Linked DNA regions of Mus musculus: region 1 is linked to region 2. A link is a loop called in an ENCODE intact Hi-C map of the cell type or tissue named here. Cell type or tissue: left cerebral cortex. All regions are shown on one strand.

Region 1 (8,000 bases), 520 kb after region 2:
TTCTCTTTCTCCTCCTCCTCCTCTTCCTCCTTCTTATTGCCTATTGTCTACCCCTGTCTTAGTTACTTTTGTATTCCTATGATGGCACATCATAATGAAGTCAACTTATAAAAGAAAGTGTTTAATAGGGGAATTGCTTAAGTTTCAGAAGGGAAGCCATCATGTTGGGGGAAATGGCAGCAGGCAGGCAGGCATAGTGCTAGAGCAGTAACTGAGACCTTACATCCTGATCAGTATGTTGGAGGCAGAGAGAATGAGACTGAGCCTGGTTTTGGATCTTTTAAGCTCTAAATCTCATCCTCAGTGACATACCTTCTTCAGCAAGGCCACATCTCCAAAATCTTATTTAAAATGGTTTCACCAACTAGGAACCAAGGATTCAAATATATGAGGCTATGGGATTCGTTTTCATTCTCACTCAAAACACTACAAATCCTGCCTTCCCTGTCCCCAAATGAGGGGACTATGTGAGCAAAGTCTTACATTGTTGCCTGGAGTAATCTGTAGTACATGGGAGGATCTCCACAAATAAATATTAAATGGGTGAATACTTTGCTTTTATTTACTCACTAGTGATATTAGGTAATAAGACCCAGCCTTTACCCTATGAAGAACATCTAGGTTCACAGTGGATTCTCAGGACAACAGTGAAGAAATTCTTCACTCTTGCTTCTGAGAGGCCCCCAGGAAACAAAATATAACATGATTCTGGACCTTGGTTTTGGGCCTTACCAATGTGCATTGAATTTGTAGGAAATGTTGCTCAACTTTGGTTAGTCACTACACAACTCCCTGTTTAACTTCACGGTACACTCAAAGGAAGAAACTCTTTTTTAATAGTACTGTCCATGGTCATGAGGCTTATGGAAATCTTTCTGGAGTTAGCAGCCATGTGCCTCAATTCCCATGTAGTCCAATTACCAAGTCCTATGGTAAGATTGTATTATTAATTGTACTTTAGACATGGGGAAAGTGAGTAAAGAACTTGGCACTGAATCTGATGGCTTATGTATCCAACAAAGCTTGACAATATGTCTGTCAGAATGTTGGTTCGAAGTAAAGCAAACTAAGCAGTTATTTTCACAAGGCTAGGAAAAGTTTCTCATGTTGAACTCTGTAAGATCTAGAAAGGCCTTTGAGATTATTAAGGCTACAGCTGAATCTTCAGAAAAATCACAGAGGTCCTCAAGATTCAACTCCAGGGCTTTTTGTTTGTTTTAGGAAGATCTGTTTCATGCTAGACAAAGAAATCTCTCCTAGCTTCTCTGCTACACACATCTGGCACAGAGAGACGGATGGGGCTAAGAGACCAGCCACTTAGCTCTCATCCTGGCTCCCAGGCTGGCTCAGATGTATGAACTGGCTGTGTTAGCATGTTTCACAGGAGTTAGGAAACAAAGGTGTGGGGAGGGTGGCTTTGCTTTAGAAAATGCTATCAACCCATTAGAAAACATACCAGACAATTACTCTATTGGAGGAGAATAAAAGCCTGGAAAAGCCAGTCATTTCCCCTGGTGACTGTTTTGCTGTGGAGAGGAGGCATCTGTACCATTCATAATTGTAGTGCAGAAATTGGCACAGCAAGAAACCCCAATGCCAGCTGTTCCAGGTAGACCAGATGTCTTGAAGGGAGGCTTTCTCTACAAGTACACAAAATGCCTATTTCCTGTCACATTCACTGCTGAATAAATAGCTATGTGATATCTGGAATAGATTTATTAGTTTAAAGCTGGGGATTGAACCGTGGGTCTTCTGCATGATAGGCAGGTGCTCAACACCTTAGCTTTACCTGTAAACCATATACTAATTTTTCCTTAACTGAGTACTCTTTAAAAAATGTTTTTCCAATTGTTCGTTTATCATAAGCAACAACTATTTGTTTTTGTTTTTTTTTTTTCTTTTTGAGACAGGACCTCATGTATCCCAGGCCGAACACAAATTGTATGTGTGGTTGAGGATGATTTTGAATCCTATATTCTCTTGCCTCCACCTTTCAAGTGAATTCTGGAGTTGTGGAGTTCTAGATATGTACCATTATACCTGGTTTATTTGGGGTTGGTGATGTAAATCCAAGCCTTTTACATACTAGGCAAGCACGTTACCAAGTGAGCTATATTTTCCTTAGCCCATGAAAGGCATTGCTTGATTTCTTTTCCTTATCCCCCCAGAAAGTTGGTCTGCTGCCAGTAGATGCTAAGCAGATCCTCCGCCACCAGATTTTGAAGCAGAGGTGAAGGGAAGAAGTCAGTTTCCATTTTATTGTAGGCAGTGTAGGATGACTGAAGAGGAAAATAAAATAACTGAAGAACAGACAGGGTCTTCACCACTACCATTAGTAATCTGAAAGAAGACAGAGGGTATAAAGGGAAGAACAGTGGTTGGAAGAGATATAAAAATCAGCCTTGATGTCACAGAGGCAACTATACTTACCTGGTATGTTTGACTAAGGGTGCTCTGGCTGTGAATTTAAAGAGCATGTAGTTCATTAAACATTATGTATTAAGGTCTTTCTATAGATCGGTGACTAACTGTTCTAGGTATGAGATCTAGCAGTAAAAAAATCAACACTCAAACAAAACCATAGAGATCTCTGCCCTTGTACAGCTTTGATGCCAGCAGAAGATTCAGAATGCATCAATGATAAAAATAAGTTATATAATCTAATAGTGGGTGATAAGTGTTCTGGCAACAGGAAAAACAAACAAAACCTAAAACAGTGATAGATACCTGGAGTCCAGAGTATGGAGATCTTGTAATAATTGCAACAGGTTTTTGGTGGAAGTAGTATTTGTGTGCAGAGTTGAGAGCACAAAGAGCCAAACATGCAAATGGATGGAAAAATATTCTGGGCTGGTGGAGTAACCATTGAAAGGGGGAATAATTTAGGCTAAAAGGCTAAGGTTGAAAGGTACCTTTGGGAAATAGCAAGGAGGCCAGTGTTTCTGGGACAAGATAAGTATTTGGGAGGAGAAGAGAAGGGGAAAATGGAGGAGAGGTTCCTAGCATCTAGATTATTTGTTAGTACTTCTTTGACAGAGACTTTGGCTTAAAGAAGAATAGAGAGATTTTGCACAGTTCAGATATGTACCCTTTTCTGATCGTTGGTGTGTGTGTGTGTGTTTCTAATCTGTCTTTGAGAAGGCATAAAAGGAAAAGATTTCTCTTTTTTAATATTTTGCCTTATATGACAGGGTTGTTATGAGATTCAAATACATAAGTGCTTTAAAAATTATAAAGCATACTCAAATTATAATTACCTTATTCAAACAATAGGGTATTCTAAAGCCAATGTCCTTTTGGCCTCCTGGGCTCCAGAAGTTACAGAATTTACATTAAACTAGGCTTCAGTATAAGAAGCTAAAGGAAAAATTTCCCTGCCTATTCAAAAGAAAATCTGTAATTTATGCCTGAGTGTTATTTCATCTAGATTGTGCAGATTGTTACTGATTTTATGTTTAATTTGGAGAGAAATGCCTTAAAAATAACATGGAAGTCCCGGGTCTGAATACTGAAAGACTTTAAATATAACAGCAAAAGCAGAAGTCTGGGAAGTTTAAACCTATTTCCTCTTCCTTAATCCCTTGGAGAGAGAGAGAGAGAGAGAGAGAGAGAGAGAGAGAGAGAGAGACACGCACTGGCTAGCTGGAGCCTCCAAGCCAGAGCCTCCAATCTTTCGCGGGAGGCATTGGCTCTTTGCGGTTGCCCTGTCGCCAGGTGAGAGCTGTCTGCGGTGGGGTAAGCACTCCAGTGAAGCCAGCTGACCTTCACTGACTCTGGGGAGAGATCCTGAAGAGTCTGAGAGAAGACTCCTTAAGACTCTGAGAGAAAGAAGAAAAAAGGTGAAGCCCCGAGAGAAGCCCAAGCCTCAAGGAAAGCTAGCAGTGAGTTAAGGAACAGGCGTGATTCTCCAAGGTAATTATGTAAAAAAAAAAGAAGAAAGCCTAGGAGTTCTAAATGGCTGCAACTTGGAGTTTACTCTGTCTAAGGTGAGTGTTCAGTGTTTGGTTTGTGCTTCTCGCAAGGTTTCTCTCCCCCTCCCCTTTACGGTTTTGCCCACCCTCAATTTGAAAAGGCAGCTTGCTCCGCCCGCCAGACCTAGCTAGCAACCCTTCTCTTCCCTGTCATCCTCAGCCCCTCCTAATTAGCGCTGCACCCCGCCCCCACCCCAGCTCCTGGGACCCCGAGTTCTCTTTTCCTCTAGTAAGGAGCAGCTGTGTTTATCCCTGCACCCCGCAAATTCATCCTGTGCTTATTTCACCAACGCTGCTGTGGTGCTGCTGTCCAAAGAACACACCTTTCCAGTTATCCCAACAGCCACGTCTCGCTCCAGTGGTTCAGGGAAAGCAGAGGGAACTCTTGAGCTCTCAAAACTGAGCCCACTCCGCTGGGTATCTCCCTTCCCTTCCCCTGACAAACGATCCCGTCGCTTCTTCCCATCCCTAGTTCTGTTTACGGAAGCCTAGGGCCGCCTGCGGTTGCATTGCTCTCCCTATGGTTTTTGGAGGCTGGAGGTAGTGTGTCGCGGTCCTGCAGCACGCTAAGGACTGTTGGAGCAGATCTAAAGGATCTGGAGGCTCCCGGAGCGGGTGACAGGAGAGTGCCCCCTCCCCCTGGGCGGGTGGGGGTAGGGAGGCGAGAAAGGGACTCGGGGAAGGAGGCAGGGAGGCAGCTGCAGTGCTGTGAGGGGTGCGTGCGCGTGTGCCAAGCTTGCCCGCCGCCTCCTGGTTCAGTCTGCGATCTTCGGTGCGTGGGACCCTGGGCCCCAAAGGCTGGGAAGCAGGAGCAGCACCCCTCACCCTAGCCTCTGGTCCTCAGGGCGCCTGGCGGTCCTTAGAGCCAAAGCTCTCAGGGCGGGGCGCAGGACCCGGGCCGTGCTCCCCGCCCCCGCTCCTTGTGCCCAGCCTGGCTCCTTCTCCATTGAGTTTTCCCGAAGCGGGCGCCCATCAATGGTCCTGCTTGGGGATGCACACGCAGCTCACGGCCGGAGGGGGGTAGCAGCCGCCGCCTCCAGGTACTGGCCCTCCTGGGTCTCCGCCACCACCCGCTGCTGCCACTCAAACCCCAGGCGCACTGAGGTCCTGGCCATGGGGCTGCTGAGGCTGCCTTTGCTGGTGTGAGAAGGGGCAACGGAGCCTCCAGGCTCTGGGGTCCCCAAGCTGCCTACATGGATGTCTTCAGCTTTGTGAAGATTCCAAAGCTTTCCAGGTAGGGACCGCGCGGGTTTTCTTTGCACCTAGGGCTTCCGCAGAAACTTGGTGCTTTATTTTTCTGGGGGCTGGAAAGAGCAAAAGCTTAAAAGAGCAGCCAGGCTTAAGGTAGGACCAAAAGAAAAGGACCCGAGGCTGCTGCCTTCAACTTATTTCTCCCTTTCTGATGGGGTTTTATAGCCCCCAAAATAGAGCACACACACACACACACACACACACACACACACACACACACACTGACACAGACACACAGACACCACCACCCCCACCAGATATTCAGCACAGCTTGTTTTCCCTCAGAAAAAGCCACAGTGGGGATTAGGGGTCACACTCTATGTTAAGGGTCAAGAGATGATGGTTGAAATCGATTTTACTAGGGAAAACCAGAAGTATTTCGAGCTTAGGTACTTGATTTCCAAACAGCAAGGACCCAAAAACCCCCTTTCCCTACCCCTAAATTAGTCCTCTATGCCCTGGAAAAGTCAGTTTGAAGGTTGACCCGGATGTTTCCAGCAGGGACCCAGATGGCAAAGTCATGGAGGTAGAAGAAAAAGGCTTTCAGCCATTCTTTGGGTAACTGTGGAAATAAATCTAAAGCCTTGGAGATTTAGAAATTTGCTTCTAAGTAGCTGTGTTATGATTGAAACTAAAGCGGAATCATCAAATCAGGAAGATTCCTTTCCCCAGCAGTGTCGATAAGAGAATAGTAACATTGCCTGCCACTTTGTGGCTACCTAAGTAGTATCTGGTCAGAGTACTCATTTATTCCCTGCCCTGCTGTGCTTCCAAAATCTTCACTGTACACAACAAGTCAGGTCTTGTGCTTGGGGCAATAACTGAGAGAGGTGGGCAGGAGAGGTGTTGGGAAACTATGTCTTCCTACTTCTTTGCAAGACTCTGGCAGACCCTGTGTCTTGGAGGTCTAGGGCAATAACCCCTATCAGATAAGCACTTTTTAAGATCAAGTATCATGCTATACTTTCCTTTATTCTATGGGATAAGAGTAAAATGTGTTGATTGCATAAAAAAGATGAACAATCTCAAAAACCCGAGGCAGAAAAATATGTTGACTTGGTTTGCCCAGTCCTATCAGAGGCACTCACAGCCCTCAGGTTTGGATAGTGCCAACAACTGCAGCTCTTTGTTTTCCCTGCCCATCCCTGTATGCTCTCAATCATATAGGTTAATCTTCACATCAGGCATAGATTACCTTAGGGAAAGGATCCCTATGTAACTTACTCTGGGAAGATTGGAGATACTAGGGTGGTAGATAAATGTGTCGTAGAGCCACCCACGAAGGTTCCTGCAGATCACAGGGCCGATGTGTGAAGCAGTCAGTGGCTATATGTGACAAATTATTTGGTTTCATGCTGATTATTTCAAAGGGCCATGGCTTCACACTGTCCTATTAACTTCCTGCATGCTTCTGCCCATGCCTGGAAAAATAAATAGCTAGCAAATAAGAAGCATGCTCAGGAAAGAGCTAAAGGCCAATTCTGGGATGTTGGCGTGGCCTCTGTGATCGATGGAAATGGGACATGGGGAGAGAAAAGTTCAGCGAAGGGATGGGTTAAAGTAACAGTGAGAATTGTTGGTGGCCTCAAGCTAAAAGCAGCAAGATTTACAAAACCTCCAGTGTCTTCACATAGTCCTGAAACTTTGGATCTCTGGAGAAGTCACTATTGTATTTCAAAAAAAAAAGATGTTTTGGCTAGATTATAGCATATCTTTGTGGTTTCCACAAGTCTAAGTTTTTTTGTTTTTTGTTTTTGTTTTTTGTTTTTTTTAAACTCAGGCCAGATTGAGTGTGTGTATGTGTGGGGGTGGGGGTGCGTGGGTGGGGAGCAAGGAGTAGAATCTTTTTTTAAAAGAAGAGTTGAAAATTCAATAAATGAGTATAAATGCTATTTTCTGTCCATATGTCATCCACTAGCATGTTTGCTCTAAAGGGAGAAAGTGCTTATATTCTGAACCAATGCAGCCATTGAAAAGCCTTCCAGCCTACTGGACTTTCCCTTATTCCCAGTGTGAGCTCCAGGATGGCACTCAAACTGGAACAGGGATGGCTTTAGTTGGTCTGTGGCTGTTTGCATCTGCTCTTGAAAGAAGCCTTGTGTGTGTTTTAAACACTGTTAGAAAAATCAAGTATAAAAGTGCTTACATGACAGGATTTCCCTGATTTCAGGGTGAATAATCTTCCTAAAGGATTTAACTTTGATCAGCATGGTGGCTTGAATGCTTCAAATTCTCCTGACTTACAGGCAAGCACATGTAGTTGCCCTAGGTTTGATTCTTAGCCCTTTCTTTGGTTCTTAGGAACTTCAGTTTTAAAATGTTGATGCAGAAAGCATTGCTGTAACTGTTAAGTGCCCGATTTGTGAGTAAAGACATTGGTCATTAAAGAGCCTTCAAAGAGAATATTAATCTATGCTGGAATCAATAAGCCAAGTGCTTTCTTTGACTTTCTGAGGCGCCTACATTTAACTATTCGTCTACTGACTTGGTGCCTTCTTATATAAAATTTGAGTTCTAATTGCCCCTGAAGAACCCAGTGCCATCGTATCATTGCCACTTAAAATAAATATTGCCAAGCTAGATTAGCTGGCAAGTGGTGGTGACCCTTTAAAGCATCTCTGTGAGTTCTGACCCTTGATTGGATTTGTTGTGTGGGGCACACTGTGTCATCGTTCTCTCTGAAGATGCTTTTCGTATTCTAATTTTCTGGTTATTAAACTGCTTGATAGTTTACATGCATTTTTTTACATTGCTGTTTCCTTGGTAACAGTTATATAT
Region 2 (8,000 bases):
TTACATCTGTCTGGCTTTGTGAATTGCTGTGGCCAAGAAAATATGTCAGAAAGGACTTGGCTTTCATCACCCCCCTTCAAACCTTGCTGAGATATGAACAAGTCCAGGGGAATCTGCCAAGTGGTGCAAGCCAAATGCCTTGGCTGTTTGCATCACACCAACCAGTGTTCAGCTAACTGCTCACCATGTGAAGGAAACTATTCTAGATCAGCCTGGCCTCAAGGCTAGATCTGGACATGAGCAAAAACTCTTCAGGTAACGTAAGCTGTAGGACAATAGTAAGTTAATATTGGTTTAAGCCACTGAGATTTGGAGTGGTTACTTAAGCATCAGTAGCTAACTTCACTTGTGCCTCTGTTCTGCTTATGTTTTCTGATCTGTCATCTATGGTACAGCTCAGATTTCATTGCTTTGGCCAAAGTGGATGAAATTTGGCATATTCAGAACCTATTAGGGATTCTAGGAACATAAGTTAGCTATGGCCATTGCTCAGTTAATGAGGATAAAGGCGCATTATACATCACATGATTTTGTAGTTAGCATGGGATCTGGTAGAGAGAGGCATTAAGAGATTTTTGTTTTTATTTTTGTTCTTGTTTTTTTTTTTTTTTTTTTTGTAATTTCCAGAAAACTCTAGACTAGCTTTCTCATCACTATGACAAAATGCCTGATATAAAGACTGTAAAAGGAGGAAAAATTTTTTTTAGCTTCAAATTTCACAGGGTTTCATCTCTCCTGGCAGAGAGGGTGTGGCTGAGTAGAGTATATTAAACCACAAGGCAGGAGCCAGTAGCAGGGCCTGTTCATCTTCCTGTAGACCAGTAGTAGACAGACAAGGAAGCTGACCAAATCTTAGAAGGCTGATCCCTAAATGCCTGCTTCCTCCGGGTAGGTCCTGCTAGCTCTCAAACCGTCCAGCAGTGAACATAAGAGCCTTTGGGGACCTTTCCTATTCAGATATAATAACCATGAAAGAGAACAGAAAATATATTTGCACCATCAGATGAGCTGTTACTGATCTGTAATATTTGTTACTCAGTTTGAAATAGAAAGAAATGCTTTTGGGTTGAGCTAACGTTCTCTTTCATCTCTATTTCATCCCCTACCTGCCCTTTTCTCAGAGTTGATATTAGCCTGAGTCTGCAGTATTGTAAGCTCAGATTGTACACATGGAACATGGTACTCGAACTCATCATACTTTTGACATACATGTAGCTGTTTTTTTCTACAGACATCTGAATGTATATATACCTGTCATATATACACATATACATGGTTTTACATACATGCATTTAATTATCCTGATAGCTATTATAGGATAGCCTATCATGGATACAATACCCTCTACTAATCCTTTTGCCCGTGTCTTTCACTAATTCAGCTGTTCTGTCATCTATGGTACAGCTCAGATTTCATTGCCTTGGCCAAAGTGGATGAAATTTTGGCATATTCAGAACCTATTAGGGATTCTAAGAACATAAGTTAGCTACGGCCATTGCTCAGTTAATGTTTACAGAGTCCTTTGTATTCAAACAAACTCAGAAACTGGAATGGCTAGACAAATGCCTGTTTGACTTTCTAGAGTTTCTTCAAAGGCCTGGCTTTAGGAATTCCTTGGTATTTTGTTGAAGGCTGATTTTCTTGCGAGATTTTTTTTTTAAATAAAAAGATTTATTTATTTATGAGTACATTGTAGCTGTCTTCAGACACACCAGAAGAGGGCATCGGATCCCATTACAGATGGATGTAAGCCACCATGTGGTTGCTGGGAATTGAACTCAGGACCTCTGGAAGAGCAGTCAGTGCTCTTAACCACTGAGCCATCTCTCCAGTCCTGAGACATGTTTATAACACAGGAAGATACTAGGAAAATACTTAGATGAAAACTTGACATTTCTTTGAAACATTCACCAAGTTTCTTCATCTTTTCCATCTTACTCCTGGTGTTTTAGGAACAATTAAGTGTGCCTATTTGGTGGTCATCTGAAAATCAGAAGTAACGACAAGAAACGAGAGCAACTGTAAGTTCCCATGAGTAAAGATTAGCAGCAAGGAACTGCTACTTTGCTCACCAACGGGTTCCCAGGGCAATGATTTATTCCTCTTTATGAAAGATGAATTGAGTGGTCATCCAAGGAATACTACCAATATTGTGCTGAGTAGAGGAAACACCACATTGGATCATTTCTGAAGGGGTCTTAGATTTGCTAGTCAGTGAGGCAAAGCAGTTCTCTCCCCCTTGGATTCCTGAGTGGAAAGGTCCAAATTGAAAACCTGTACATTAGGGGCTGGAGAGATGGCTCCACAGTTAAGAACACTTGTCCTTGCAGAAAACCCAGCTTTAGTTCCTGGCACCTACACGGTGACTAATAAGCATCTATAACTCCTGTTCTAGTAGTCTTAAAGCCTTCGTCTGTCCTCTGCAGACACCAGATACATGCAAGGACAGCATTCATACGCATAAAATAGTAATCTTAGAAAGACCCACAAACAGCAAGAAACCTGACTTTTACTGTGCTGAGATATCATATAGAAACATACCATGGTGTACTTTGGCAAAAAAAAAAAAAAAAAAAAAAAAAAAAAAAAAAAAAGCAAAACCAAATTTCCCTCTTAGGAATGAGCAAATTATTCTGGCAGACTGAGCAACAAGTAGCTAAATGACCTTACATTATATATGCCCCTTCTCAAAAGTGAACTAGCATATAAGAATCCTATCCTCATAAATGTTCCTTTCAACAAATTGTATGTACCCTCTGCTCCCGAGGCCGAGCCCAGAAGGGCCAACCATAGCAGGATGATGGCAACACCCCCCCCCTTGCTTTCAATTTGTAAACACATCTGAGAGCCGCCCTCTACTTTTGCATTATGCCAGGTTACATTACAGATCCTCTTAGTTTTCAACACTTATAACTATCTCTGCTGGTTTGCAGAATAATACAGCACATATTTTGTAAAGAAAAAGGCAGAGAAATTAAGCTATTAAAAAACTACACATTGTCCTTATAACTCCCTAGGATAGAAAGGAATGAGAAGGTAGACAGGGTAGTAAGGGATAGAAGTGGGGAGGGGTAGTGTATATGTTCACAGATTTGAAAAAGAAATAAAATGAAAGCAAACAAACAAACATACATCAAGGTTGGGCTTGATGGTGCATGCCTTTAATCCCGGTACTAGGGTGGCCAGGATGTAAACACCTCTATTAGTTCAAGGCTATCCTGGCCTACATAAGTAATTCTGGGTCAGACAGTACTACATGGTAATACCTTAGCTCAAATCATCCCTAATAACAATGATAACCAATAATAAATAAATAAAGTTTGTATTACTGAAGTAAATTCTTTTTTGCTTCCAGAAGTCACTCTTAAAGGAATATCTGATGGTAGTTTCTTTGCTCTTGAGTTTTGGGGAGTGAGGCTCTAGATTTTTAAACATCAGATATATTTTGTGCACTTGAGGGAGTATTTATTTTTATTTAAAGTCTACATTTATTTATTGTATGTATGCACATGTACACACAAACACACACCACTGCAGATGTGAGGTCAAAGGACAACTTTCTGACATCTGTTCTCTTCTTTCAGGGCTTGGTTCCTTATTTCCTGCAGAGCCATGTCGCTGGCCCTCTGGAGGGGAATTTTATAAAGAGATTTCAGATGTTGCTCTTCTTTCAGTGATGATCAAAGGGCTAACAATCCACTTTTTTTCTGCAGCACTCTGGCTTTTCTGAGAATAGCACTCTTGTCTTTTTTGGTTGTTAGCCTAGCATTTAATGGCTGAGCTACCTCTCTAGCCCAGAACAGAACTCTTCAAAGCCCATTTTCTCTTTGCAGGCGTCTGCCTCCACTTTCGGTTTTGATTTGCCAGTAGGGGGCAGTAGGGAAGGAAGGCGGGACAGGAGGCGGGGGCTCATCATGATCTGCTTGCTTGCTTGTGCTGTCTCTGGCGATTACAGTCGCCAATTTTTAACACTTCCTGGACTATCTCCTTAGTAGGCACGAAAAAGCAGCAATAACTCCTCCTCCTCTAATATGAGTCTGGGGCTTGAGTCTCTCTCCTCAACTCCTGGTCTAGCAGCTGGCCCGCACGCCCTCTCCATAGGCTTAACAGGAAGAACTGGTTTGCAAGCCAGATTGCTTTCTGCACACATTTTCATTCAGCCTTCTTTCAAAAACTCCTGTATTAACTACCCGTAGTCTTTACTGATTTTGACGCTGACTCAGGAATGCCTCCTCTTTAAATACTAGGTCCACACAGGTTGTGCCAGAATCATTCTGCGGACACGACCTCTAGAAATTCTGTTTCTGTTTAAGCTTTCTAAAACGAACTGCAAAACTTTTAATGTTTTTATTTCCCTACTTCCGAGAGAGTTGGCTTGGGATCATTCAGAAGCTAAAAGTTTGAAGCAGATCGACTTTGAAATCCAGACCCTTGGTCCTTTTTGAAGTTTTATGATTTTTTTTTTCAGTTCCCTGGAAGATTATGGGATTTCGAAAATCCTTTACTTCTCACTGCTGGGAGTACAGGTTGGGCGGTCATCCCCAGCCTTTTGTTATGTCTTTTCTTTCCCTCAAGAAATTAGCTCTTGGGTTTACAAATAATACTACACTTTTCTGTTTTCTAACATTTATTTTTATGCTTTAATTATTCCCTTCATCCTACTGAGACACATTTTTCTAAAGATGCAAAGATAATTAATATCCTTTTAGGTAACCATTCTCTCTTTCTCTTAAAATAACAGGCATCCAGTGTTGCGATTCAAAAATACAAAGGCAAACTAAAAGGCAGACATATCAAAGCACAAATAAAAAGAGAGTCAAAGCCATCCATTATCCAATTGCTATAGCTGGCCACTGGAATCTGGCACATTTCCTTATAGTGTCCAATTTCGAAAGCAAATTAAAATTAAGTTCTCAGCTGTAAAAATTTATTACATAAAATTTACCAGATTAACTTTTTCCTTTTTTAATTTTTAGATCTAAATACTTTACTTTCTATGTATGAATGTTTTGCCTGCATGCTAGCTTGATTCCCTGGAATTAGACATGATTGTGAACCTCATGCAGGTGAGGAGAATCCCAGGTCCTCTGCATGTTTATTTGTTTTGTATAAGATAGAGTCTCAAGAACCCTATGCTGACCTTGAACTTATTACATATTGGAAAATGACTTTGAACTTCTGATTTTCTTGATTCTCCCTTGAAGGTGAATTAAAGGTCTGCCTCATCATGCCTGGCTTCCCATTATCATTTGTTTTTTCTTTTTTGTTTTTTTTTAATTATTACTGTGTGTATGTGGGGGCAGGAAGGGGTACAAACCATAAGGCCTGTGTGTTGATCAGAGGACAACTTGGCAATGGTGCTGGGTCTCTCCTTCCACTGAGTGTGACTTCTAAGAAACAAATGGAAGTTATCAGGCTCGCATCTCTGCAAGTGTCTTTACCCAGTGAGCCATCTAACTGGCCTCCCCAATTAGCATTTTAAGTGTATAGTTAAATATATGGAGCAAATCATTAGAACTTTTCCCTCTAGAACATCTCAAAGTTTTTTCATAGAAACAAAACCTTTTAATTTTCTACACTTCCCAGCATTTGTCAAACACTAGTGTACTTTATCTCTATCAATGTGGCTATACTGTGGACCTCCAATAAGTGGAACTCTGCAGCATTTGTCTTTCTGTGTCTCAATTATTTCTCTTAGCATAATGTATTTAAGAGTATTTATGCTGTAGCATGTGTTGGAATTTCTTCCTCTCTTAAAAGGAACAAAATACCGATGAAAGGAGTTCAGAGATAAAGTTTGGAGCTAAGAGGAAAGGATGCACTATCCAGAGACTACCCCACCGGGAGATCCATCCCATAATCAGCCACCAAACCCAGACACTATTACATATGCCAGCAAGTTTTTGATGAAGTGACCCTGGTATATCTGTCTCTTGTGAGGCTATGCCAGTGCCTGGCAAATACTGAAGTGGATGCTCACAGTCATCTATTGGATGGAACACAGGGCCCCCAATGGAGAAGCTAGAGAAAGTATCCAAGGAGCTAAAGGGGTCTGCAACCCTATAGGTGGAACAACAATATGAACTGATCAGTACCCCCAGAGCTCATGTCTCTAGCTGCATATGTAGCAGAAGATGGTCTAGTCGGCCATCATTGGAAAGAGAGGCCCCTTGGTATTGTAAACTTTATATGTCCCAGTACAGGGGAATGCCAGGGCCAAGAAGCGGGAGTGGGTGGGTAGTGGAGCAGGGTGGGGGGAGGATATAGGGAACTTTCAGGAAAGCATTTGAAATTTGAAATGTATATAAAGAAAATATCTAATAAAAAATTGTGAAAAAAAAAGGAAGACCATATTGTTTTTCACTTACTTGCCGGTTGATATTTAGGTTGTTTCTGCTTTTTGGCTATTATTATTAAGAGAAATACTGCAATAAACATTAATATGCAAATATCTGTTGAGATCCTTTTGACTAGGTGGTAGTAGTTGTAGGCCAGCCATTTTTGGTTTCCTAAGTCATTTCCTGGTTTGTTTACTATGTAATAAGGCAAGTCTATTGGAGGGAAAAATGCTTTCTTCAAAGGAGAAGTGTTGAAACCCTTGACCACTGAGACAGCAAGTTAAAAAGAATCTAGCCCAGCATTTAGTTTATATTGTGCGTGTTGTTGTTGCTCAATGTGTTGGCCCTTTCTGAGATTATTCTCCATATTTTATGTCTGGTCTAGGAGGGGCAGCTTTCCTCCAGTGGCTCACACTGCCATCCAAACATGGTGAAATTTCTTGATTTTATGTTATAAAATGATTAAATTGTGTTTTCCTAGGACTACTTTTAAATAGCTTTTTGAAAGTTGGGAAATATTAAATGGAACACAAAAACCTTAAGGTGAATTCCTTTATGGCTATGCAGTGACATACTCGGTGATTTAAAAGAGCAGTGATTGATGCTCCTCACTCTGTCAATTGCACTAAGCCAGAAAGTTCCACCTAGAGTGTTCAGGCCCTAGACACTTCTATGGCTGCATCCTACCTGGGAGCTCATATGGATCTAGGACTTCAAAGATGGCTTTATCAAAGACTGGAATTAGGCCTGGGGTGTGCAGGCCTTGCAAAGCTACTATCAGGAGATAACAACCTTTCCACGGGGTGATTTGAGGATCTAACACAGAGGCTCTCAATCTGTGGGTCATGACCCATTTGGGGGATGGAGAATCAGATAGGCTGCATATCAGACATTTACATTTACAATTCAAAACAGTAGCAAAATTACAGTTATGAAGTAGCAATGAAAATGATGTTATGATTGGGGGTCACCACAACATGAGGAACTGTATTAAAGGGTCACAGCATTAGGAAGAACCATTGTTGTAAGAGAAGTAGAAGTCTCTAGGCATCTTCTAGCACCTTCTCATGCCAAAGCAAGTCATAAGACCACACTAGATTCAAGAGACAGAAAATAAATTGATAATGAGAATGGATTTCTTAGAATCTACCAAAATGTAATCTAATTCACAAAAACAAAGCAATAGACACTGAACTTTATAGGTGTTTATTCATTTGTGCCACAGTAATAGGATAAAATAAAATGTCTACTCAGTCAGCAATTGTCTTCTGGAAAGAGCTGGTAATAAGTATTTTGAGCCATGCAGTCCCTCTCCCAACTAGTCAAGCTCTGCCATTGTATGACAGCAGATGTGGAGAGTAGGTAAGCAAATAGATAGAATATGAAGCTCAGCTGAATCTGGTGCTCACGTGGAACAATCCTTACCTAGTGTGCTCCAAGCTTTGGGTTCCATCCGGAGGACTGAATAAGCTAAACCTGCTGCTTCACATCTGTTATTCCAACACCCGGGAAGGTTGAGCTCATCCGCAGTTACATGGCATGGCCATAGACAACTTGAATGAACTGTGTGAGATGCTGCCTCAAAATAAATAAACAAATAAAATTTTATTTACAACAGCAGGTGTCAGGCAAGGTATGTCCTGTGAATTGTGTTTTACTGAC

The links. Peaks named below come from ENCODE experiments on the same cell type or tissue, not always from the same donor. Only the 100,000 strongest peaks of a DNase experiment are listed, where the experiment ranks them.
Region 1: a loop joins it to region 2, with 2.7 times the contacts of the local background. A loop is called at or near these places in 2 of 42 quality-filtered maps.

What each region holds. Positions count from the first base shown.
Region 1 is chrX:168,119,991-168,127,990 of GRCm38, reverse strand. Frmpd4 (FERM and PDZ domain containing 4) reads left to right here and starts at 5,050. Exons shown (of 17, transcript NM_001368936.1): 1 at 5,050-5,205. The coding sequence starts at 5,165. In left cerebral cortex, CTCF peaks have their summits at 4,793 and 4,992; DNase peaks (open chromatin) are centred at 6,018, 6,281, 6,605, 7,281 and 4 more places; H3K4me3 peaks cover 4,131 bases; H3K27ac peaks cover 2,345 bases.
Region 2 is chrX:168,635,759-168,643,758 of GRCm38, reverse strand. No RefSeq gene overlaps it. Among named protein-coding and RNA genes, the nearest start is that of Gm39550, 15 kb to the right of the region's middle. In left cerebral cortex, a CTCF peak has its summit at 3,861 (motif pointing right); a DNase peak (open chromatin) is centred at 3,906; H3K4me3 peaks cover 937 bases; H3K27ac peaks cover 301 bases.